Linked DNA regions of Mus musculus: regions 2, 3, 4 and 5 are each linked to region 1. Evidence: chromatin loops called from intact Hi-C (ENCODE). Cell type or tissue: left cerebral cortex. All regions are shown on one strand.

Region 1 (5,000 bases):
CAAGCTGTGGAAATGTGGACTTATAAAAGATGCCAGCTTTCCCTCTGTCCTTAAAATTACCAAAAAGGCTTTTGTGCACCTGATTGACTGATTGCACTCCTATATAGTATATGAAAACATCCATTCAGTGAGAAAAATAATCCTTGGTGAAACAATTTTTTAAAAAAAAAATCATGCAAACAAAAAGAAGGCACTCCCTCTCCCCAAAACTACTGAACTTTCAGGGTTTCCTCTGCACAATGCACTATACCCCAACTAAGACTCCCATGGGTACCCTCTGTGGTACTAAGGACCCCCGGTACACACAGCTTTTCTTTGCAAGGAAAACAAGCAGGAAAATCACTTAGATGAAAAAGACCCGGGCTAAAATCTTTAGCTTCTCTCCAGTCAAACACAAGTTTCTCTCCCTATATGTCACACGCCTGGCTGGGGTACCTCGAACCCACCGAGCCCCACCTTATGCTGCTGGAGACTAAACGAAGCACGAAACGATGCCCACCAACAGTCACAACCCTGACTCCACATGAGCCACACACATAACAAATGCCATCACCAGAAACCAGTAAGAACAAGATGCGTATCTGATGTTTTCCACTCTCATCTTTGTACCTGAAAAATTACGGTACGTGTGAGCAGAGATCTTTAATAACTGTCAACACACGATTAGCTATGTCCACGTGACAGCAAAATACAACTACCTAACAACTTAAAAGCCAAAACGGCTATGTGACAGGGATCTATTTCTTTAAGTCACTTCCCACCTATTTATTGTCAGAGACGTCCCACTGGTTTTCATAACAGACTTAAAAAAAAAAAAAAAGCCTGTTTTGTGTCTTAACGCTTGAGAGTCTACGGTATGAATTTTTCTTTTGAAAGGACCTCCTGTCGCCTTTAAATGATACCAAAACCATCTCATGCTTATCCTGAAGGAAAGTTTTGAGCTAAGACAGAAATTATGGCTCTGACTTCCTGCGCTCTTACGTTCTCTGGTAACCGCTCCTAACTTTACCAACCAGCAAATATTCCTGTGAAGCACTTACATAACAAAAGAGTGCAGGCGCCTCTGGCACGCCGCCAAGCGTACTTCTCTGGGTGTTTGTATTTAAAATAGAACGGTAGTAACATCACTTGCAAGCCTTTCCCTGCACAGACTCAGAATGAAGGGGGTTGAAAAATGGATGGAGCAAGCCTTACCATTCTAGGGCTCCAAGGAAATAACACATCGGTGCTAAATTAAGACGAAGACACGGACCGAATTATCCCGAGCTGGGGGTGGAGAGGGGTGGGAGCTCGCTTAGGCTAACCCGCTGTCGCCTCTGAAACACCGTGCTCAACCTGACATCCCCGGAAGGTGCGAGTGGGTTGCAGCCTCTCTCCGGCGGAGCAGAAGATGTGGGCAGCGGGGAGCGGGCTCTCTGATGCCAGAGAAGCCAGCAAAAGGCACCGCCTCCGCCCCGCTCTGCACCTGTCTCCAGCCGGATCGGGACGCGCGGACAGCAGTCGCTCACCTGGGTCTGGAGGAGCCAAGAAGGATGTGCAGAGAGACCAGAGCAGCCTCCGGGAGCATCCCGGGCCGGGCTACCTCCGCACGCAGCTCCTTCGCAGCTGGAGTTTGCAACGCGCCCACGCGTCCAGACTCCTGACCCACCCGGGTCTTCTGCAACTTGACAGAGCGCGGGCTGAGGTGGCGCAGGTGGCGAGCTTAGGGCACCGGGGTACCTGGGGCCGTGGCCGCAGCCAGCCCTCCGCCCGCGCACTTCACCACTGGGCACCGCCCAAGCCGCCGGGCTCTGATCACAGGGATGGCCCGGGCTGAGGACGCCTCGCCGGACAAAGACGCCGCTCCCGCCCACCCTCCAGTGAGGTGCCGTCCGCGGTGACAGAAGCCGGGCTGCAGCGGCCCGAGGCGCGCACCCCCTCCCGGCCGCCCGGAGATGCTCGCGAGCCCCGGCGCCTCCTCTCGTCCGGAGCCCCGTGGGGGGAGCCGAGCGCCCTCTGCTGGCCCGACACGACCCGGCAGCTCACGGGACCACAGTGGTCCGGAGCATCCAGCCTCAGACCCCAGAGAAAGGAGAAGCAGCCTGAGGTCGCTGACCTAGACTCCTGACTCCCACGAGTGGGATGTGCTGTGGTCCAATCGGAAGAGAGAGCCTCTTTTAATTGCGTGCAGCAGGAAGAATTGGGGTCCAGCGGGTGAACTCGCAAGGGATGTAGCGGGGCTGATGGACAGGAGACTAAAGAAGTCTCTGTAAGGGTTTTGTGTGTGATTGTGTGCGGGTTTGGCGGGGGTGGGGGTGGGGGAGTTGGGGTGTTTGAGGCAGGATCTCACTTGAGACTCACAGATATCCTCTTGCCTCTGCCTCCAAATCTAGGGGTAATGCATAGCCGGCTACCCACTTGAAAGACTCTTGTCTCAACGCAAGCTTGTCTGCTTCGTAGTTCACAACGTTCCTCAGAAGTAAACATGAACGCAGGACTTCTCAGTAGCCCTTCCAGGTCGCCTGAAAGCAGCGCACCTGGGAAGCCTGAAGACAGCCGGGGGGCTTCTCCAGCCTCTGGCTCACAAGATTTGGGACAGACTGACAGAGAAGACAATGAGATGCTGGCTTACTGATGTGCTTGCTCGCTTTCTCTTGGGGGTCGGGAGTGTGGGGAAAATGGGCTCCCTCCCCCACCCCAGCATTGCTGTGCCGAGCAACATTTTATACCAGCTGAATTTTTGTACTAACTGGTCTATATTGTGAAGGGAAATCATGAAAGAGCACTTTTCACACGGCTGTCTTTTTACATTATTCTATGTGGCCTCCCATTTCTTCTGGAGGAATCTAGGGCACGTTTTATCGCTTTTCCTGTCACCTTCGGGTGTTAACAAGCGGTCTGACTGGCTGTTATTACAAAGTCCAGTCCAATCTAAATCAAACTTTAAGCTCATTTCATTTAAGCCTTCGCCCCTCCCTTCCCCTAACTCACAAACCCCAGCCTGACTTAAACCTAGAAAGATAGTAAAGCCTCCTTTGTGCCATTCACTTTCCTATTTGGGTGCTCTGTGAAGCCCATGCCTCCCAGGTGCAAGGAATGAGGTCCTGGCGCTACAGCTCCTTCCTCGGGCCACTCCCACTCCTCCAGGGACTCATCCCACCCCCACCCCCATCCCACAGGCAGACCTGACCATCTTCCACCACATCGGCTGACAGTGTTCATTAAACTCTCTACAGAAGCTCTGGTTAGCTTCTTCCTTGAGCCTCACACTCCAGATGACAGGCACCAGCTTCTTCAACACATTTCTTCTCAGGCACACAGTGAGTGAGCCCTTCCTCCTCGCCCCGCTGGTACCCTGCCAATCTCACTGCTGAGCCAACAGAATGCCTTCCTAGCAAGGACCACCGAAAAGACCAATACCTCTAGGCCATTGTGTACCTGCCTGTCTCCACGGCAGCACAAGGCAAGGCACTGAGATCATGGGAGTAGAAACAGCTAAGGCATACAACTGTGACTCCTTGGGCTCTGCCAGGAAAACAAAGAGGATGCCAGCATCTTGCTGGCTTTCTCTACCTTACTTCTTTGATTGTGTCAGGGTCCCTGGCCCCATAGCACCGTGCTACTCATACACTCAAGGGAAGTCCTCCCTCTCAGAGAACCCTCTCTGGAGATGTCCTCACAGACACTTCCAAAGTCACCAGTCTCCTAGGTGATTCTAAATTGTCAAGTTGACAATGAAGATTAATGGTTACAAATGGTAAGTCAGAAAGATCAGGGCACATAAAATCCAGATACAGGCCTGGAAAGATGGCTCAGAGGTTATAGAGCACTGACTATTCCTCCAGAGGTCCTGAGTTCAATTCCCAGCAACCACATGATGGTTCACAACCACTTGTAATGGGATCTGAGGCCCTCTTCTGGTATGTCTGAAGACAGCGACAATGTACTCACATTAAATAAATAAATAATCCAAATATAACAGTCATAGCCCTTCTATGATGTTTCATTTTGATTGGACAGGCAGAAATAGAAAGTCAAGTTGGTTTTGTTGTCTGATTGATTGATTGATTGATTGGTGATTGATTGGTTTACCGGAAGTCTGCTCCTGCCTGGCTATCTTCTCAGAATTCCCAAGCTACAAGTCACCTAGTGTGCCCAGTATGTAGACCAAAAGTAATCACCATCTTAATACTTGTATGTTTTAATTTAATTTACATTTTAATCTGTTTTAGTGCTGTAATGGGGAATTGTAAAACAGAATCAAATGTTCTTTGGTAGGGGAGAAGAGACTAGAATAAGCAGATGTCTCAAAGCAGGTCACTCACAACTCTCCAAGCAGAGCTTCCTGGGACTTGGTATGGTGGTTTATTTTGGAAGGTGATCCTCGGAAGCAGGTGACATGAAATTCAAACAATAAGACAATGTAATGTGGTGGTTTCAGTAAGAATGGATCCCTGTGGGAGGTCTGGGTGGGAATGGCCCCCCATAGACTCCTGTTTGAATGCTTGACCCATAGTGACTGGCATTTATTCCTAGGTGTGGCCCTGTTGGAAGAAGTGTGTCACTGTGGAGATTTTGAGGTCTCTTATGCCCAAGCTATGCCCAGTGTAGAACACAGTCTCCTGCTGCCTGTGGATCAAGAAATAGAACTCTCAGCTCCTTCTCTAGCACCATGTCTGCGTACATGCCACCATGTTTCCCACCATGATGATAAAGGATTAAATCTCTGAAACTGTACACCAGCCCCAATGAAATGATTTCCTTTATAAGAGTTGCCATGGTCATGGTGTCTCTTCGCAACAATGAAACCCCAAGACACCCCCATCGGTTCATATTTAAATGCTTGGCTCCCTGTTGGTAGAGTGTTTGAAAGGGTTAGGAGGTATGGCCCTGTCAAAGGGGATGTGTTACTGAGGTGGGCTTTGATGTGCTATCTGTTGCCTATGGATCAGGATGTAGAACTCTCAGCTGCTTCACCAGCACCGTGTCTGCCTACATGCTGCCACGCAGCCCACCATGAT
Region 2 (5,000 bases), 180 kb before region 1:
GGTGGGAGGCTGGAGGAAGAAGAGGAGGGGAGGGGGAGGGGGTGCGGTGGTAACTGTAGATCTGGGGACCAGCACTCACTCAGTGAGCCTGGAAAATGAACAGGGAGTAAACAAGGGGCCAAGAGGAGAAACTGGGAGGCATGGTGGGTGGCCAGACGACCCTCACACAGAGGGTCAGATGAATAAAGCCAGGCCTGACTCCAGTCAAGGGCAAGTGGGAGAAATGGAGCGAAGGCCATTTGATCTGATTCAAACAAGATCGCCTTCAGAGGATCTTGACAGCAATCTGCTATTGGAAAAGAAAACTGCAGTTCCCTCCTCCCAGAAGGGTGTCAGCTGTCTGTCATTCACAGGCATTCAAAGACATTTGGAAACCTCTGAGTTCCTCCCCATCCTCCAATAAGGGCACCAAGAAAATGGCCAAATCCTCGCCACTCCTGGACTCAGTCCATTCAGTCCTCAGCGTTACAGGACAACCCAATCCTAACCTGGCTCTTCCATTCAGACCAAGCAAAGATCACAGTTCACGCTCTTGGCATCATGTCCCCACAGCAGTGAATAGCAGATGACTGGGTTTTAGACAGCATAAGAGTAAAAATCAAACAAGCTTTCTCCACTCTGACCTTAGGGAGCCACAGAGCTCTGCTCTTTTCCCAAAGACCAGCACACCCGGCTCCTTCTGAGAGGCACTGTTCTGTTACACCAAGTCAGCATAGAACAGCACTTCACAGCAAAGCTGGGGCCTCCCCCGGCTAGATTCTAGGTGCCAGATATTCCCATCATCAGCCCACATCCTCTCATTCTGACCTCATTCCACCAGCTAATACAATAACCAGTAACGCCTCGCAGAAGACACGGTAGATTTACTGGGAGATGACTCCAAGGGGGAAAATGGCTCTCCCAGGTCTCCCCAGGGGAACCTGCCATGTGGAGCCCCAGTTGACTGTTTCATAACTCTAGTTGTAAAAGAAAACTAGAGAATTATTCCCGTGAAACCTAAGCCCTGGCTCAGTGACAGAAATGCGGGATAATGGTCCTCCCACATAACACAGGTAAATGACAGTCAGTCCTCTCAAGATGGAGAGAGAAGAAAAAGAAAAAGAAAGAAAAAGAAACAGACTGCCAGGGGAAAATAGCTCCACCGCAATCCCTGGCTTATGAGTAATCTCAGCACTAAATATTTATAAGCCATGGAAAGTGCACAGCGTCCATCACTCTGTGAAACTGTGCACGCCACATTTAGAAAAATCCGAGGAAATGTTCTGCTAGGCTCCATGTTTAGGGCAGCCTTTTTTTAAAAGCAATTTTTTTGCTTTATCATTTGCAATCTTCTTCCAGACTAATGTCATTTTCACCCTTCCCTCTCTCCTGCTTGCTCTGGCCCCTGTTCGCTCCGGTCCATAGGGTTTTTTTTTTGTTTTTTTTTTTTTTTTCTCATTTGTTTCTCATTACAGATGGTTGTGAGCTATCACATGGTTGCTGGGATTTGAACTCAGGACCTCTGGAAGAGCAGTCAGTGCTCTTAACCGCTGAGCCATCTCACCAGCCCTAACATCATTTTTTGATATGGAATCTAGGGTATCAAGGATGAGGGTTCCCCCCGCTTTTGTTTCTCATTTAATCATGGAATATGTTTAATAACCGCTCAGTTTTAAGCACCTTGATTTCACGTGGCTTCCCATCCCACCTGCAACCTCTAACTCCTCCTTTCTGGTTTGTTCTCTCATAGAGCCTTCTCTGGTATCCCATGGCACATTTCCAGAGCTGTCACTCACTCTGGATCCGTCAGTGTATCTCCAACTGCAACATCCTATAAACAACAGACGTGATGTTGACCTTCCCGCCAGGCTGGAGCTCTTGGAAAGCATGGGTCAGATCCCTATCTGTTAGTCTTTGTCAGCTCAATACAAGTTAGCAGCACCCGGGAAGCGAGAACCTTGGCTGAGGGACTGCCTCCATCAGTGTGGCTTCTGAGCAAATCTGTAGAAAGCTTTTTTGGTTGATGATTGCTGTGCGTGGTCCCATCCTTGGGCAGGTGGTCCCAGGTTCTACAAGAAAGCAAACTAAGCAAGCCACAGGGAGCAAGCCAGTGAGGTGAACAGCACTCCTCCATGGTTCTCACCTCTTCTGCTTGAGTTCTGGCATCGGCTTCCCTCAATGAAGGACTATAAGCCGTAAAGACAAAAGAACCCTTTCCTTCCTAAGTTGCTTTAGGTCACGGTGTTTACCACACTGATGAAGGCCAAATTAACATGAAGTTTTTCCAGATTTGCATAGACGGCATTGCAAAAGCTATAGGGCATACAGAATATATTCACTCAACAAACACCTGCTGAAGATAATTCTCAAAACCTCTGGATGTGGCAGACAGGATGGGATTTTTGCTCCCATTTTACACACAGAAAAAAGAACACGGGGAAATATGAGCCCTCAGTGACAGCTGAGATTTATGACCACACACAGGTGTCTGTGCCAACACTGCCCCACAACATCAGAGCCAGCCTGCACTGTGGTCAGAACCAGAGAACAAGGCTTATTGCCTAGTTTGAATGGCTTTTGAATAAACCAATCATCCGTTTGACAGATGAGAAGTTCAAAGAGGAGTCCATTACGGTCCTCTGCCACCTTGCATGGTGCGATTCGCTTAGTGATGGCACATTCTCGGGGCAGATCACACTGTTTGTTAAGCATTCTACTCAGTGAGTTAAGTTCAAAATTCAGCCACCGCCACCCAGAGCCCCTCTGTGTCTCTGTCCCCACCTTGCTACAGCTCAGCTGTTCCTTGTTGAATATAGCACTGAGGAAGCCCCTCAACTTCTGATGACCCCACGAAGCTCAGCCTTCTAAATCCTCCTTGGCACTGAGCCCCTCTCTCTTTGGGGCAGGAAGGCTGAACAAGATCATTGAGAGATACTCCAGCTCTGTAGTCTGAGCGCCTAGTGGCTCTCCTGGGACTTGAATCAGAGCCATGAAGAATGAGTAGAGAACCTTTGAGTAGGAGAAGGGCCCCACTCTGTAATCTGCCCCAACCCAAATGCCGTATTTAGTTTCTACAAATGTCTTCAGGTCCAAACGATAAAATAAATATCTGAATTAAAAATTCCAGCATGGCCCAACTTAGACAAAACACATGCTATCATAGGGAAAGGGAGCCAGCCAGTTCTGATAGCCTCTCAGACTCACAAAGTCAGGTCTAAAAATAGAATCTTTCTTGATGTTCTCTATGTCTGGAGAAGGTTCTGGATCACGGCAAACAGGCATGGTGGGAAGAAAAGCAGAGGTCAGACTGTGGGCTTGCGTTAGGCAGCTGGACCAACTGAGAAACAGTAAGAACTGTGATCAAAGCAACGCAGCTTCCAAATGGGCGTCAGAAACGCTGCCTGCTAGCACAAGGCAACAATCTGGAGCTCAGAGAAAAAGACATCACTAATCTACCCCAGCATCTCCAGGAGCAGATCTGGCTTCTGCTGGGTTTCAAAACAAACCTTGTGCCAGAACTCTCAAAGAATCCTATTATAGAAAAAGAAAATCCCAGCGAAGCATGAACTAAGGGGAAAAACATCTCCCAGTTCTCAGCAGCTGTTTATAAACTGTTCTCATTCAAATGAGTCACACACAGGCACACCACGGAGCTCAAACCCCCAACGGGCTGCAGCAAATTGAAAAGGACAAATCATGACCTCAATCACAGGCCCAGCAGCCCTGGTCTAAAAAAACGCTTGGGGGCAGAAGTGCCACATTTGAGAGGCTGTCAGAGTTTGGAATGTCTGCACATGTAGAGTAGAGTCAGGTTCTATTGCCAACTTGACGCATCTGGGAATGGGAAACCTCAACTGAGGGATTGCCTCCATCTGATCAATCTGTGGGCACGGCCCATCACACATCAATGTAGCATTTTCTTGGTTGCTAATTGATGTAGGAGGACCCAGCCCACTGTGGGCGGAGCCATCCCTAGGCAGGTGTGCCTGGGCTACATAAGAATAAGAAAGGTAGCCCAGCAAGCCAGAAGGAGCAAGCCAGTAAGCAGCATTCCTCCGTGGTTTCTGCCATCAGATCCTTGTCTTAAGTTCCTTTAGCAATGGACTGCAACCCATAAAAGGAAATGAATCCTTTCCTCTCCTAACTGGGTTTTGATCATGGTGTTTATCACAGCAGTAGAAAGTAAACTAGGTCATAGGATGAGATACTTTGGGGGCATGACCCAAATCATAATTTAAATGTTTTACACCTCTTTCACAGTGTTTTAGTGCAACGGCACAGTGTAGCCTGTCATGTGATGTTAGGTGTGGAGTTTTCCCACGTGGCCTCATGTTGGTACTCAAGACTTTAAGATTTTGGACTTGAAATTATGTTCATTTAGAGATGATGAATCTATATTTGACCAACTGGGCTGGCTGGTTTTATGTCAATCGGCTAGAATTAACTAAAAGGAGGGAAACTCGATTGAGAAAATGCCTCCCTAAGATCTAGCCCTAAGGCATTTTCTTAGTGATTGATGGTGGAGGGCCCAGCCCACTATGTGTGGTGTCACTCCTGGGCCGGTGGGCCTTTATTCTGCAAGAAAGCAGGCTGAGCAAACCATGAGGAGCAAGCCAGTAAGCAGTATCCCTCCATGGCCTCTGCTTCAGCTCCTGCCCCCAGATCCTGCCCTTGATAATGAACTGCTTTTGATGGTGAACTGTTATATGGAACCGTGAGTGAAATAAACCCTCCCCCTCCACACATCAAGTTGCTTTGGTCATGGTGTTTCATCACAGCAAGGCAACCCTAACTACGACACCCACTCTCCACTTTGGAGCTGTATAGCCTGGGACTCGGTTGGATAGACTGCTATTGCTCAGTCAACAGCTAACCTAGTCTCCAGTGAGCCACTGATCCAGCATGGTCTTACCGTAGAGGTGCTTTGTGTGAGTGCTTAGTATCAAATACATTGACTCTCATAATCTGGGTGGGCCTTATTCAGCCATCTCAACACCCATCTAGGTTGGCCGTGCCACACA
Region 3 (5,000 bases), 290 kb before region 1:
TCTGGCACTCTGCAAAGTCATAGGTACTTTAGTTCTGACTATCATCAGGATGTTCACTATTCTCTCCAAATCACAGTCACTTGCCTCAGTCCCAGGGTCTGATAGTCTGCAAGTGTCACCGTGGGGGTGGGCTTTGAGGTCCTATGCTCAAGCTCCATCCAGTGCAGCAAAGAGCCTCCTCCTATTGGCCTGCAGAAGAGAGTCTCCTTCTGAAGGATTAAGATGTAGAATTCTCTGGTCCTTCAGCCCCAAGTCTTCCTGCACAATGCCATGCTCCTGCCGTGATGATAATGGACTGACCCTCTGAACCTGTAAGCCAGCCCCAATTAAGTGTTGTCCTTTAAAATTGTTGACTTGGTCATGGTGTCTGTTCACAGTAATAAAACCCTAAGACAAGCCGGGCAGTGGTGGTGCACGCCTTTAATCCCAGCACTTGGGAGGCAGAGGTAGGTGGATTTCTGAGTTCGAGGCCAGCCTGGTCTACAAAGTGAGTTCCAGGACAGCCAGGGCTACACAGAGAAACCCTGTCTCAAAAAACAAAACAAAACAAAACAAAACAAAACAAAACAAAACAAAACAAAACAAAACACCCTAAGACACCTGTTTACTGGCTTCAGTCAAGTAAAAGCCTCCTCCCCCATGGTTGCCTGTCACGTAGCAGCATCCCTGGCTTCCTGCTTACCTTCCAGCATTGCAGGGGGAGTTGGATGAGGAGCTCCGTGAGTGTTACGTGGGGTTGTGCCTTTCTTAAAAGAGACGCTGTGTCATTTCAATTTTATCACTCTGAGACCTAGCAGGCATTTGATAAATGCACAATGACTAAAATAATACACAGGACATGATTTGATGAAAAGGTAGCCAAGTTATCCATAAGCCAGGGATCGAAATACCTTCATCATGAAGATTACACAAAATAATATTCATACACATTACAAAGGGCAGAGCTGTGAGCCCAGTACACACTGGGGCTTCTGGTTCCCTTCCCCTGTGCACAGGAGACACGTTTAAAAGCAGAGTACCTAGTTTGGAGCAGCATGGCTCTGGGTCTACACTAACTGAACATTATGTATGTACACAGGTCCCTGGAGCTCAGTAGAGCCAGCCTGCAATACCAGCAGCCAGCTTCACGCCTTCTCCGAGTTCTTGGAGAATGGACAATTTCTCATTGAAGTGCTGAGTTGTGTCCTGACAGTCTTCCTGGCTTTAAGGCATTTGCTCTAGTTAGGTTCCTGTTGTTGTGATAAACGCCCACCAAACCCAGCACGGGATGAATGGAAAGGATTTACTTGGCTTACACATCCACATCACAGTCCGTCACCAAGGAAAGCCAAGGCAGGAACTAAATCAGAGGCCACGGGGAAATGCTGTCCAATGGTTTGCTTTCTCTAAGCTTACTCAGCTACCTTCTTTATAGATCCCAGGATCATCTGCCTAGGGATGGCACCCCTCGCAGTGGGCTGGGCCTCTCGTATCAATTGGCAATTAAGAAAATGTTCCCCATACCTGCCCACAGGCCAATCTGATGGTGGAGACCCCTCAATTGGGACTCTCTCCTCCTAGGTTTATCTAGGCTTGTATAAAGTGGACAAAAGCTGTGACATCAGCTTAGTGTCAACCTGTGTACCTAGGTAAATGATCAAATGACAATGTATGAAATTCTTGAAGACTTAAAAATATATTAAATTATATATTTATTCTGCCTCTTCTTTAATAGTGCTAGCATAGTATATCTTTCTCACCCATTTACTGATTTTTATGTTTAAATTGAGGTTCTTGCAGTTACCATATAGTTGGATTCATTAAATAACTTCTGACTACCCGTGTCTTTTGGGGTTCAAGCTATTCTCATTTAAAGTGGTTATTGATATAGCTGAATTAACCTCTTTGGCCTGTCTTCCATCTCTTGCCTTTTTTCTCTCCGGATACTGGATTTACAGGTGTGGGTCATCTGATTGCAGGTTTGTGCAATATATAACTGCTTTCACAAAGTGACCCCTAGGTGAACGGCATGTGATGCCCATATATCTTGCTGTCTTAGTGATTTGATTATCAGGATCAAGAAGAAAGAAGAAAAGATCTGTGTGTTTCCTATTTGAAACTTAGTTACAATTAAGTTTGTGGAATAAGCAGGTCTGTGTCCCACGGTCAGTGACTATAGAGAAAACACTCTCTTGCTCTCTATAATTCCTCTGACGAAAAGGTAACACTGATGAGACTTTTCAGAGCACAGACGTTCAGTTGCAGACAGTGCCCACTAGGTGGTGCCGTTGCTGCGTCTCTCAGGCTTAGTTCTGAATGGACAGCTTAGTTCTGCTGCCAGCTTTTAAGGAGCCAGGGAAACTTAGTAACTCTTTCCACTTCTATGACACAGGTAGGACACAGGCCTCCTGTATTGCTGCACCAGGCAGTCATCAGTTTGCCCGCGTGGACCACTTCACTAAAAGCTCCCACAATGCTCTCTGCCATTGTCAGCATGGATGTCAGACAGGCCAACCAAACTAGAAGTACTCACATTCCGAATCTTTCAGGGTTTGGCTACTTGGGGCAAATTAAAGAATGAGAAGATAATGGCTGTTAACAAGGTGGAAGGTGCAAAGCATTGTGGTGCCAGATCCAGGGACCCACAAGCATCTGGCTGCTTCTGCTTCCATGGGGAACACACATGGGGTTGTGGCGGGGGAGAGGGAGGGAGGAGCCCCTGGAACGGGATGTCCTTCCGCTGGTGGAATACACCTTCTCTCTTGCCTTCAGAGTGGGCTCATCTGATGAAGCCCTAATTTAAAATCCCACTGCCCGGAACAGCGAGAGCTAGCAAACACTTGCTTGGGGAAAGATTCCTCCATCTTCTCCCCTTTGCTCGACTGAAGACTGGAGAGAGGAGCAGGTGCTGTGAGGCCTTAATGAAGACACAAGGGAGGTTCCTCCAAGAGGAGCCAGCCGTCCTCACCGAGGGGTGTTGTGCTTTCAAACAGCGCCCAAGGTGAGAACTGTATTCTGAAGTTAGCAATGATTCACCAAGAGCTTGGAAAAAGGGAGAGGATCCCTCTACCTGGGAGGCAGACAAGTCTGCTCGGCTTCCCTCTACACTCATCCCAGATCTTGTGGCTCTCCGACCCCTGCACACCCCCGCCCCATTCCCAACGACTCCTCAGAACACTGTATCTCACTTGGTCTGTTTTAAGGGCAACGGGACAAAATGGCCTTAGGGCATTTCCGGCGAGCATCAGGTGTAACTATCCAGCTTTTAATTACTACCTCACTGTTTGTGATTATGTTTTCTCTGCCCCCTGTCTCACGTACAGGGAAGCACGGGGAGGGCTGGTAGGGGAAGGGACATTAATATACGGTGCAAAGACTGTTGGCTCCACTTTGTTCTCATTATGTTGTCCTTAGAGACCTGCATTTCCCTCAGTTTCCCCAAATGTCACACAAGGATGATAGCTATAACAGCTGGAAGAATTCGGTGAGGGTTGGAACAATATCTCCAGACTCTCAGGCATTGACCGTCAGTCAGTCAACAGGGGCTCAGCTGTTATCTGTGAGCCCTGCCTACTTTCAAAATTTCCAAGTCGCCCATGGACCCTTTCACATGGCAGAGGCAGTAGCCCAAGAGCCTCCGCTGTTTCAGGTGAAATATATTAAAAACAACATACAAATCTGGGCTGGAGAGATAGCTCAGTGGTTAAGAGCACTAACTGCTCTTCTAGAGGTCCTGAGTTCAGTTCCCTGCACCCACATGGTGGCTCACAACCATCTGTAATGGGATCTGATGCCCTCTTCTGGCAGTGGAGCGTACATGCAGATAGAGCACTCATACACAAATAAATAAATCTTTAAAAAATACACAAAACTAGTAGAGTAGAATACTAATAAATTTTAAATATAACTATGGGGATTTAAGTTTTTGTTTCTTCCTCTCTTTTGTATTTAGAGTTCGTTTTCACTGCAGTTGATACAGAATGCACGAGAGAAAAAATCTTAAAGAGAGAAAAACAAGAGTCTGTTTCCATAATAAAAGACAGTAAATGCAATGACATTATTATATTCTTTGGAACTAGCTTAGAGGAAAATGAGTTATGGTTGGTGATGTGTATATAGAAAGATAAAGAGGTAGGGGATATGTTCTATGGGACTGTGGTGAGGTGTGGGGGAAGGAGGTGTCCCATGCTGAGGCATCCCTTCCCCCTGAGGAACCAGCCACATGGCGGTATAGTATAGAATAGAGTTTATTCAGGTCATAGGGAGGGGAGCTAAGAGGGAAGTAGAGGTAGAGAAAGGCAGAGAGAGGGAGAGAGAGTAGGGAAGTAGAGGCAGGCCATAGCCATGAGCACATGGAGAGAGAGGGAAAGGAATGGGAAGAGAGGGGGAGCAAGAGAGGGAGGAGGGGGCAAGCAGCCCCTTTTATAGTGAGTCAGGCCTGCCTGGCTGTTGCCAGGTAACAGTGGGGTGGAGCTAACAGTTGAGCTTTGCTGCAGACTGGGGAACTATGGGGCACTGTGGGGAGGTGGAGGATCCTTTGTGATGGCAAAGGCCTAGAGGTATTGTGGTTCCCCTGAGGCAGACCGTGGGGCCTCAAAAACCCTTTTCTTTCTCCTTTTGCTCCCTGGCTTGTGACATGAACGTTTTCTTCTCTGGTATACATCTCAGAATTGCCTCAGGTATTCAGTAATAACAAACATGGAAGACCCACAGAGACACTTCACTGGCATCAAGTCCCACGCCTTTTCTGCCTAATCTATAAGAACTAACAAGCAAAACTCACAGTCTACCACCACATTTGGAGCTAACTATAAAAGAAAAACAAATACTAAGATATTGAGTCAATATAATGCATTGTATTAAAAATAAAATGGAAGCCAGGTGTGGTGGCGCACGCCTTTAATCCCAGCACTTGGGAAGAAGAGGCAGGCGGATTTCTGAGTTCGAGGCCAGCCTGGTCTACAGAGTGAGTTCCAGGACATACAGGGCTATACAGAAAAACCAAACCAACCAACCAACCA
Region 4 (5,000 bases), 96 kb after region 1:
CACCGCCACCCAGCCACCATCCTTTCTTAAGGAGGTGTGTGTGTGTGTGTGTGTTTCATGTATGCCAGGTCTGACATTCGGAGATTCTCCTGTGTGTGTGTGTGTGTGTGTGTGTGTGTGTGCGTGTGTGCACGTGTGTGTGTGTGCTCGAGTGTGTGTGTGAGTGTTTCATGTAGGCCAGAGTGTGTGTGTGTGTGTTTCATGTAGGCCAGAGTGTGTGTGTGTGTGTGTTTCATGTAGGCCAGAGTGTGTGTGTGTGTGTTTCATGTAGGCCAGAGTGTGTGTGCGTTTCATGTGTGTGTGCGTGCGTGCATGTGTGTGTGTGTGTGTGTGTGTGTGTTTCATGTAGGCCAGAACTGACATTCAGTGGTGCTTCCCCTGCTGCTCTCCGCCTTATGCTCTGAGGCAGGCTCTCACTGGCACAGTGACCATCAACTGGCTAGGGTGACCTGCCCTTAAATGGGTGTTGGGGATCCAAACTCAAGTCATACTTGCCCAGTCCTTTGTTAACCACTGCTATATAAATGCTATATTTTCGTGTCTCCTGCAGTCAGTAGCATCGAGAGGTCAACGGCTGAGTTACGAGCAGTAAGAATCCTACTAAACTAAGGGCTAGGGCTATAGATCTCAGAGGTAGAGCGCTTGCTTCCCATTATACGACACCCTAGGTTCAAACTCCAGGGCTAGCTCCCTCATCAAACGAGCCCAGAGAATCCTACCAATAGTCCCAGACACTAGGAGGACCCCCTTCCTGCAAGCCCGCATGCTGTTATTCTGCTACAAGAGTTCTCCAGCTACAAGGAACATGCAAGAATCAAATACACATTTACAGCCTTCCAGGGAGAGCACCTTGGAGAGAATCCACAAGAAGCGCTTCGTGAGAACGAGCGAGACACAGCCCCAGCTCCCCGACATACCCTTTCCGGAGAAGATCGTGACTCTCGAAAGGCCCGCTGGCTGAGAGCTCCGCGACTGGAATACTGTCCTTCAGCTCCGACCCAAGACCTCTGGCGTTCTACAACACAAAGTCAATGCGCTGGTTAGAGGACAGAGGCGCTAAGAACCGTGCCCTTAAGGAACCCAGGATCTACAGAGAGAGCCTTAAGTGCTGCGGTAGCCAGCGCACGGGGTACATTGAGCACCGCATCCGAAGGTAGAAAGACTCCTGCTCTGACTTCTAAATGTGGCAGCAGGGAGAGCATCGTATGAAGAAAAAGAAAAGGAATGAAGACAAACTACGGCCAGTTTGAGATGACTGACATGATTGAAGGGGTAAAATTCAAAGGTGGACAGTCGTATGTACCAAAAAACTTGAGCTTTACCCTAATCTTGGTATGATCAGCCAGATCTGCTTCACTGGAAAGAACCTTCCCATTGGCTGTAGTGTTTTAACCCAATGAAAAGGCTGAGGACAGAACCCCAGGGAACAGGCAGGTCAAATATAATACCAGAGGTGGAATTACGGCATGACACCTAGACATGAGGTCATAGGATCTGACAGAAAGGGGGAGGAGCTGTCTTCTATGATTAAAAATAAATGCAGCTAGTTGAAACAGTGCAAAAGGCTAAAAACAGCTCCTTTGGAACTGTCACTGTCACCCGACATCTGACAGCACAAACTGCTTAGATACAGGTGACCTGGTCTCTGTTACTAGTCTAGACCAAACAATTCTGAGAAAGCAGCTAGTTGATAGACTTACTTCACCTGTGTATTTGACCTGGCAGCTCGCATGGGGGGGAATGTCAGCAGCCCCAACTGGGTCTTGCTTGAGCCTCACCAGTCTCCCCAATTCTGCACAAGGTTTCCCCAAAACACACCACCTCACCAACAAAATCGCTAACAATCTCCTTCTAGACCTCATTAACATCTGAGAAATAGAGTTCGGGGCTCCAACTCTATAATTCAAGGGCCTGGTACTGTTGGTGTCCCCACTCTTCACACAGGAAACCACGGGGATCAGGAAGACAACAGGTAATCTATCCTGGACAGTCACCTACTCCGTGACTGCCAGTCAAGCACAGACTTCCAGGACTGGCCCTGTCTATGATTATAGCTGTCCCAATGCTGACTGACACCACTACAGTACAGTGTTCTCCTGGGGACAGATGTACTGAAAAGCACCAAAGGAGAAGTTTCGCTACACACAAAGGGGAAATTCTGAACTCTAGTATTGCTGTTACTATCGTCCCGGTGTCCTTTTGTAAAATATGAGGACTCCTTAAGGTTCTAGTTCAGTGTCAGATACAAGTTAAGTCTATGAAGACCTAAAAACCATTCATATTTCAGCGTTTCTCACATTCCTTTACACTGGTTAGCGGTCTCTGCCAATCCAAGCTTTCTGGACGTGGGCAGATGGCGTGCGGAGGAGTGCCATAGTGACTCAGGACTATGCTCAAAGAGAAACAGAAAGTGGGGCAGGAGGAGAGGCCAGAAGGGGAGGAGAGGCCAGAGGGGGATGCGAGGGAGTTCAAGCACTAACTATACGAACAAAACGGGAGCGACACATGGCACACAGAGAGATGTTTGTAAACCGAGGCTGAGCTGTACGAATGCAACGGGCGGTCGTGCGCCTTGGCGGGTGTAGGGGTGCAGTCACCCTAAGGGAGAAGGCACGTGGCGTGTCCCAACACGCACACAAGGCTTGGCTTTCGGAGGTGCCCAGTGCATGGAGTGCATCCGCCTCCACTGCTGGGAAGGGGCGCTGTGGCCTGGGAGGCCCGGGGAACTGACCCGCGCCGTCCGATCGGAGCCAGGACCACCCGAGAGAGTGCAGCCCGGGTCCCGCCCACGTCAGACACCCGCCGGGACCGGGCAGTCGCGATCGTGCCCGCACCACGAGTACCCGCCGCGACGGCGGCCCTCCGCGCTCACTCACCATCTTTGAAACAGCTCTGTGAGATCTATAAACCTGCTCGAGTCCGCCGGCCAAACCGCTCACTTCCGTTTCCGGGGCCGAGACGCCCACCCCTCCGCCCCATCCGCCGGAAGTGCGTCCTTCCGGCCAGGAAGGAAAGGGGGCGTGGGAGGAGCAGGGAGTAGCGTTGGGCCGGGGCTCCCACGCTCGCTGTCCCCCGGTGAGCGAGGGCCAAGGGCGCAGCTCGGGTGTGCACTGGCCCTGGCCTCGCGGGACGGTGTTAGATGGGCGTGTGCAAATGCACAGACTTCCCACGGGCCATCCAAGGACGCACGGTGGTGATTTACATAAAGTCCTTCTGCTGAGTCAAAAGTGGGACAACAGGCCTTTACGGTTTTATAAATCGAAGGTCCGAGGCTGGGTATGTGTAGAACCTAAGGAAAGGACCAAGCTAGCTTAGGCACCGAGCCTCAGGCAGAGGCGGGCTCCAGGGTTGTGGGGTGTGGATATTTCCGAACTTGGGGGGCAATCACAACCTGAGTCCCAAGTCAGGTCTGGCCACCGGTTCGTTCATAATAAGCAACTTAAAAGCGGGAGGCAGAAGGCGGCGATATGGTCAGTGTGGCCAGACTGGAAGACAGCAAAGACTTGGGAGGTTCCCTGGGACTAAGTCCTTTTCGGTGACATGGGGGTGGTGGTGGTGACAATTTTAAGTCAGGGTCATCAGAGCTAACGTATGTCAGGCTCTTAGAATTACAAATAACGTGGTTCTACATGTTGTACATGAGTCATCTCCCTAAGTCTTTTCATTAAGCTTTTTTTTTTTTTTTTGTTATTCGAGACAGGGTTTCTCTGTGTAGCCCTGGCTGTCCTGGAACTCACTCTGTAGACTAGGCTGGCCTCGAACTCAGAAATCCGCCTGCCTCTGCCTCCCAAGTGCTGGGATTAAAGGCGTGCACCACCACGCCCGGCTTTTCATTAAGCTTTTTAAAATTAATTTTTAAAGGATTCCTCTAAAACGTTTTGTTTGACTGTCTGCGTGTGCATCAGGTGTGTGCCTGGTGCCCTCACACTCTTTTGCAACATTAGCGGTGTTTGCCAACACGAAAGAGTCTTAGGGTCTTATAGGACTGGAGTTATAGGTAGATGGTTGGGAACCACCCTCTGGGTGCTGGGAAAGGGACGCAACAGATGCTCTTAACCGCGGAGCCATCTCTCCAGCCCTGTTGCTCACATTATGAGAGTATGGCATAGCACGAAGGAGAAGAAGACAAAACAGGTCTTAGCTGTGCTGGCCGGAGGATGAGGCGGCTGGTCACTTGGGTTCTGCAGTCAGAAGCAGAGAGAAATGAATGTCGTCCTCTTGTTTTTGTCTTGTTACTCAGCCTAGGACCCCAGCCTATGGGATGGCGCCTCCCACATTCAGGGTACATCATTTTTAAAATGATGTAAATGACTTCACTGATATGCCCAGACTGTCTCCTCTCAGAGAACCCGGGTTCCTTTCACATCACTCTCATCAGGAGGCTCAAAGCCATCTGTAACTCAGCTTAAGACGATCCAATGCCCTCTTCTGGCCTTGAACTGTACTCATGTACACAGATACATAAAACCAAAGACCATCACCATACCAACATGTCTTTGGCCTGATCCCATGAGCCCTTTCTTTGTTAAGTGCATTTAAGATATCTATTTACATATCTGTTCCTCCAGGAAAATTCCAGCATCTCACACGTAAGGAAATTCCTTTTTTTATAATTTCATTGCCCAGTACTAAAAGAAATGTTCAGCAAGTGTTCAGGACTGACTCTGTATCACTCAGCATGTGCAGTCAACAAACATTAAATGATTATGTTTTTGAAGTAGGATTCCAGTAGCTCACACTGCCCACCAGCTCACTCTGTGTCTGAACGTGAGTGTGTACTCATAATCCTCCTGTCTCTGTCTCCTGAATCTACCATTACAGGCATGGGCCATGATGCCCTGAGATTTTTTTTTCTTAAGCTGCAGTTATAAGGGCTAGAAAAATGAAAAAAGATCTATGTTCAGTTCCCAGCATTTTCTGATTTGGGCTCAATATGCACACACACACACACACACACACACACACACCCAGTTCATTGTTTGCATGGGCAGGTCTAATAA
Region 5 (5,000 bases), 130 kb before region 1:
CAAACCATTGTTTTGAGGCCTCTGGTAGGGATGCAAACTGAGAACTACAGAGAACAAAACACTTACCTCCAGTCCCAACATCAAAAGGAAAGAGTAAGACCCACAACCATCTACAAGGGCACACACCCAGGAACCTAAGACTCCCCCCTGATCCCCACCTTTCAAAGGTCTTAGTATTGACACCATGGAGACGAATCTTCAACACCTGGACTTCAGGGTCTTGTCAAGCTCCCAAATTATGGCACATCCGTCCCCTTGGACTCTACGAAAGCCCCAAGAAAAGGCACTGTGCTGAGGGCTCACACGTACTCACAAACATCCCGAGGCTCCATAGTAACTCACCACCAGAAAGAGGTGTATTAGAGTTTCCAGAACATCCGTCCTCTTTTATAAGGCAATAACAATTATAGATGGGTTAACTAATTGTGTAGATTCTGCAACACAGGTGAACTGGGGCTGTCATTCCTGATGCTTGGCTTTTCTTCATATTCTTCCCCTCCGCAGTCTATTCTGAAGCGACCTTGGCCCACAGGGTCAGGAGGCTAATTATACATATAGATTTAACATATACATATAGTAGGGGGCACTCCTGTACCAGGTTAGAAATTATTCCTCTGCATGTTTCTGGAAGAAATTAGCAATTGAGCTGGCAGGGTGGGGAGCACAGAGGCTTTTCCCAGTGAGAGTGGACATCAGTCAACCTGTTGAGCTCTGGGAAGGACCAGGAGACTTGATTCCCCCTGTTGGACTGCTTGAGCCAGGGATGGGTCTTTCCCTGTGCTTGGACCATCAGCTTCCCTGAATCTCCACCCTGCAGACAGCCATCATCACCGTGATGCTCAGTCTCCATAACCTCCTAGGTTTCAGGGTGACTGAGGCCCTGAAGAAGGATCGAGAGACGGAAGAGGGCTCGTAGGCAACAGTGAGACGCTGAGACTGGATGCGGTGGCAGGAACATCTGCAAGTCAGAGGACACAGACTGGAACCTGGCTCTGAGCTAGACTCGGGAGGACTGTCAGCCATAGTGCGGTAGAAAGAGCCACTACTTCCTAATAAGTCTTTTCTTTCTCATTGGTTCTGAGTCTCTGAGAAACCTTAGCAAAGGCTGGGCTTTAGTAAAATTACCTGCAAAGCCTCTCCTGTTCTCCATTCCTACCTCTGCCCTCATCTTGGCTGGGCTCTCCTTGCTAGCATCCTAAAACAGCGTCCCGAAGAGGACCCCTTGTCTTACCCCTTCTCGCCAAACCATCTACTCTTGTTCTCCCAACTTCCATCCAATCTCACCTTCTAAAAAAAACAAGTATGATCTTGTCTGTCCTTATGTCAAACCATTTGGGGACACAATCTTGCTTTTGAGGGGAAAGGCTGAGTCCTTACCACAGTTTGGATCTCCCCAGTTTTCTCCAGTCTTGTTCTCTTCCTGCCCCAGTGGTTGACATTGAAGCCACAAAAGCCTTCATGTGAACCATCCCTTGGGTCTGGACCACACTCTCTTCCACTTGTGTCATGTCCTCATCCCTCACACCATACCTCAGACCTATGGCATTCTCTCTCTCTCTCTCTCTCTCTCTCTCTCTCTCTCTCTCTCTCTCTCTCTCTCTCACACACACACACACACACACACACACACACACACACACACACACTCATGCTGGCACATACACATAAGAATAAATGAATAATAAAATATTTAAAGATACCAAAGGAAAAGCTAAGGGGAGTCCTTGCCCTGTGTGTATAAGGCCCCGGGGTCAATCTCCTGTAAAAGAGAAATAAAAAGATGCCAAAGAAACTGCAATTAGGCCATGCTCCCTTCTACCATCACACAGGTGTTTCCCATCTGATTCAACCCACATTGCAGATACCACAGTGAAGCAGAATTTCGGTGTCAATAAATTGCTCTCTTAACCCAGGAACCAGCACCCTGCCCGCTCCTCTCATTCCTTTTTTTACTCTATTCCCCTCTCGTTTGCATTAGAAGAGTCATTGCCTTTGCCTCATATCTCAAGATGCATCCTTCTGCACGTGGCCATGTTCCCATCATTCACCAGTCCCCTGGGGATGATTAGCGCCAAGTTCTCTCCCAGTGCCTCCCTCTCTTTCCTATTCCAGATCATTTGCAGTAAGCATCTCCTCCCACGCTCTGAAATGCAGCCTAGTCCACCCCCGCCTCCAGCTAGCACTCCTGGTTCTTTTCTGCATTTGCTAGTATTTAAAAATCATTCTCTTCTGTTCGTATTCCCTCACTTTTCATTCATGCATCACCCTGCTAATATGTGACTTCCACCCCTGCGTTTGACTAAAAGTGTTCCCTCAAAACTAGGTCACCAACTGCTGCCTAATTTCCAGTCTCAACAGTCTCTTGGCATTTTTTTGCTTAGCCTGCCTCCTATGAGACCCCATTGGTCACTTCCTCCTTCTAGTCCCGCCTCCTATGAAACTGCTACGGTCACTTCCATGTTGGTCACTTCCTCCTTCAGATGCTCTGCTGAAGACCCCCACGCTGCCCTCTCATGGTGTCTCCTTGGCCCCTCCCCCAGGGCTCTGTCTCCTGCTGACTTCCTGCTTCCGGTGCCTCTGAAATGGATCACCCTCCTTTCTTGCCCACCTCCTCGATTTTCCTTGTCTCTTTTTCCCCTGAGTCCGTTCATCCTTTCTCACTGCCTCAGTACACATCCACAGGGCAGTCGCCCCACACTGAATCCTCGCCTAAGGTTTCTCTGTAGCCACAATTACTCGTTTTAGACATTTCTGTCTCATGTCCAGAGGAACTTCAAATTCCCATGTGTGAGTGAACTGTCCGCCATCACCACCAATGCGTTCACCAGGATCCCTGTAGAGCTGGAGTCCCATAAAGGATCTGGATCGTTCCACTCCTACCGATGGCCCCTCTCTTTCCATCTTTACACCTTCCCAACCTGATAAACCCCCTACGTATCCTTCAAAATGCAGCACAACTCACCCTGTCTACAGCTTCCCTCCCTTCCCTCCCGACCCGCCCTACCTGCTCACACGGGCAAGCCTGCAGTCCATTCTCAACAGGTCACTATCAAATACCTACCACATCTATGGCAATTACTAATTTTACTCTTTGTATCCCACAATGTCCAGAACTGTATCATTTGTGTACCAGAACACAGACTAGCACCCAGCCTATAAATAGGTTTCAGAGAAACAAGAACAGGGCTGGCCACCTCAAAGGTTCTCAAGAAACAGTGGCCATTCAGCCAATTACAGCCCAGGGGGCAGCCGCTGGTCTTGGCAGACAGTCTGGTTTTGTCTGTCTGTACTTCACACTTGCAGAGTCAAGTGACTTCGGCTGAACTGGAAAGCTAACATATTTAACTCCCAGCCCTTGACCGGTCCGCCCTAGTTCAAAAGTTCCCAAAAGCTTGTCAGTTCTTGGTGACCATGGAGAAACACCAAGAACTGCTGCAGGGTAGCCATAAGCCATCAACTCAACAGATACAGAGCTTCCTCCTGTGTCTTTGAAAATGGTATTTCTAACTCATTCTTTGAAAAAACGTCAAGCACGTATACAATATATTTTGATGACATCCATCCCCTGCTACCTCCCTTCAACTCTCTGCCAAGACTCACCAACACGCTTTTCCTTTATAAAAAGTATTATTAAGAATGCATTGAGTCCAATTGGTGCTGTGTATATAAGCATGGGTGTGGGCTACCCACTGGGGCAACCCTCCAGTAGTCATAGACCCCAAATAAAAGGGCACCTCCCCTCTCAGCAGCCATCAGTGGCTAAGAGCCCCATAGCTATTAGTGGAGACACCATTGCCAAGTGGCATGTAGATAGTGTCAATGAAGTAACCCAGGAGTTGCTGTGATCATGGTGCCTCTTCAGAGCATTAGAAACACAAACTAAGACAGACCCTGAGAAACACTCCCCGCCCTCACACTAACTTGTGCAGTGCAGACTCTCAACTCAAAGCTACAGTGTTCACAAAGGCAAGGTGTCCAGGCTAGGTGAACAGAAAGATGCTGCATCAGCTAAGAGTGCTGGCTGCTCTTGCAAAGGACCAAGGTTCAGTTCCCAGCACCCAAACAGTGACCTCACAACCATCTGCAACTCCAGTTCCAGGAAGATCTGATGCCCTCTGCTGGCCGCTGAGGCACGGACATACATGCAGGTGAAACACTCATAGGCATAAAACATAATGTGAAAAATGAAGTGTGTTGTTATAGAATCTGGAAAATATGAAAAGTATAAATAACATATTCATATTCTTATATGAGAGCTCTCATATTATGCTGTCAGGAGAGAGCAGCTTCCTCAGACCTCCTGTACCATGGCCTGTGTTCACAACAGAGGATCCTGGCAAGTCTCTAATCCCTCAAGGTTTCTAATTCCTCACCAACAGACAAAGCAACAACAAAAATTCCTTAAACTCAGCCTGGCCCTGAAATTTCCTTACTATCCGGCTCCAGCTTACCTATCTGGTTTTGTTTTGGGTGACACCCAGTTCCCTTCCCCCAACACTCCCCTCCCACCTACAAAAATGGCCTGATTCTTGAAAAACTCCAACTCCCTTCTTACTTGGGCCTTCATACTGCACTGAGTCCATCCTATGAGGTCATTCAGGCCATGCCCCAGTTCCTCCAGGAAGCCTTTCCATGGGTACCAGTCAGGATAAGCTGTCCCCATCCAGTTCCCTGCTTTAAATGCTGTGCCACAACACACACACACACACACACACACACACACACACACACACACACACACACACTGCTCCGCACAGACCCAGTGCTGGGAGCAGCTCCCTGACAGATTCTGTGGGCACCCTCGTCTTCCCTAGTATCCAGCTGGGCTCGGATCTGAGGAGGCTGAGGAAGGTCCTGCTGTCATCAGAAGAAACCCATGCAGAGCTCCCCCACAGCTTCCAAATGCACCCTAGCTTTCTTATGCCAAGCAGAAGATTCAAAAATGCTCATTTGTCTCAGTATTATCTTGGGAGAGAAAAATAACATTTTCATTTTAGACT

What was found. Hi-C counts contacts between places; a loop is a spot of excess contacts. Peaks named below come from ENCODE experiments on the same cell type or tissue, not always from the same donor. Only the 100,000 strongest peaks of a DNase experiment are listed, where the experiment ranks them.
Region 2: a loop joins it to region 1, with 10 times the contacts of the local background. A loop is called at or near these places in 8 of 42 quality-filtered maps.
Region 3: it touches region 1 in a loop (8-fold over the local background); 27 of 42 quality-filtered maps call a loop at or near these places.
Region 4: it touches region 1 in a loop (9-fold over the local background); 8 of 42 quality-filtered maps call a loop at or near these places.
Region 5: a loop joins it to region 1, with 8 times the contacts of the local background. A loop is called at or near these places in 4 of 42 quality-filtered maps.

What each region holds. Positions count from the first base shown.
Region 1 is chr5:147,954,230-147,959,229 of GRCm38, reverse strand. It overlaps Mtus2 (microtubule associated tumor suppressor candidate 2), which reads right to left and starts at 1,910. Exons shown (of 15, transcript NM_001359503.1): 1 at 1,509-1,910. In left cerebral cortex, a CTCF peak has its summit at 1,971 (motif pointing left); DNase peaks (open chromatin) are centred at 2,469, 2,560, 3,035, 3,287 and 3 more places; H3K4me3 peaks cover 3,053 bases; H3K27ac peaks cover 3,076 bases.
Region 2 is chr5:148,129,834-148,134,833 of GRCm38, reverse strand. All of the region lies in intron 4 of Mtus2 (microtubule associated tumor suppressor candidate 2), which reads right to left. Among named protein-coding and RNA genes, the nearest start is that of Gm46928, 18 kb to the left of the region's middle. In left cerebral cortex, a CTCF peak has its summit at 3,726; DNase peaks (open chromatin) are centred at 1,002, 2,774, 2,906 and 3,514; H3K27ac peaks cover 3,648 bases.
Region 3 is chr5:148,239,432-148,244,431 of GRCm38, reverse strand. The region is part of intron 7 of Mtus2 (microtubule associated tumor suppressor candidate 2); the gene reads right to left. Among named protein-coding and RNA genes, the nearest start is that of Gm46928, 92 kb to the right of the region's middle. In left cerebral cortex, CTCF peaks have their summits at 2,254 (motif pointing right) and 3,791 (motif pointing left); DNase peaks (open chromatin) are centred at 1,139 and 2,263.
Region 4 is chr5:147,858,568-147,863,567 of GRCm38, reverse strand. It overlaps Pomp (proteasome maturation protein), which reads right to left and starts at 2,940. Exons shown (of 6, transcript NM_025624.3): 1 at 2,877-2,940; 2 at 918-1,015. The coding sequence starts at 2,879. In left cerebral cortex, a CTCF peak has its summit at 2,384; DNase peaks (open chromatin) are centred at 2,365, 2,968 and 3,419; H3K4me3 peaks cover 2,245 bases; H3K27ac peaks cover 1,937 bases.
Region 5 is chr5:148,087,825-148,092,824 of GRCm38, reverse strand. All of the region lies in intron 3 of Mtus2 (microtubule associated tumor suppressor candidate 2), which reads right to left. Among named protein-coding and RNA genes, the nearest start is that of Gm46928, 60 kb to the left of the region's middle. In left cerebral cortex, a CTCF peak has its summit at 4,107 (motif pointing left); DNase peaks (open chromatin) are centred at 2,157, 2,604 and 4,812; H3K27ac peaks cover 1,666 bases.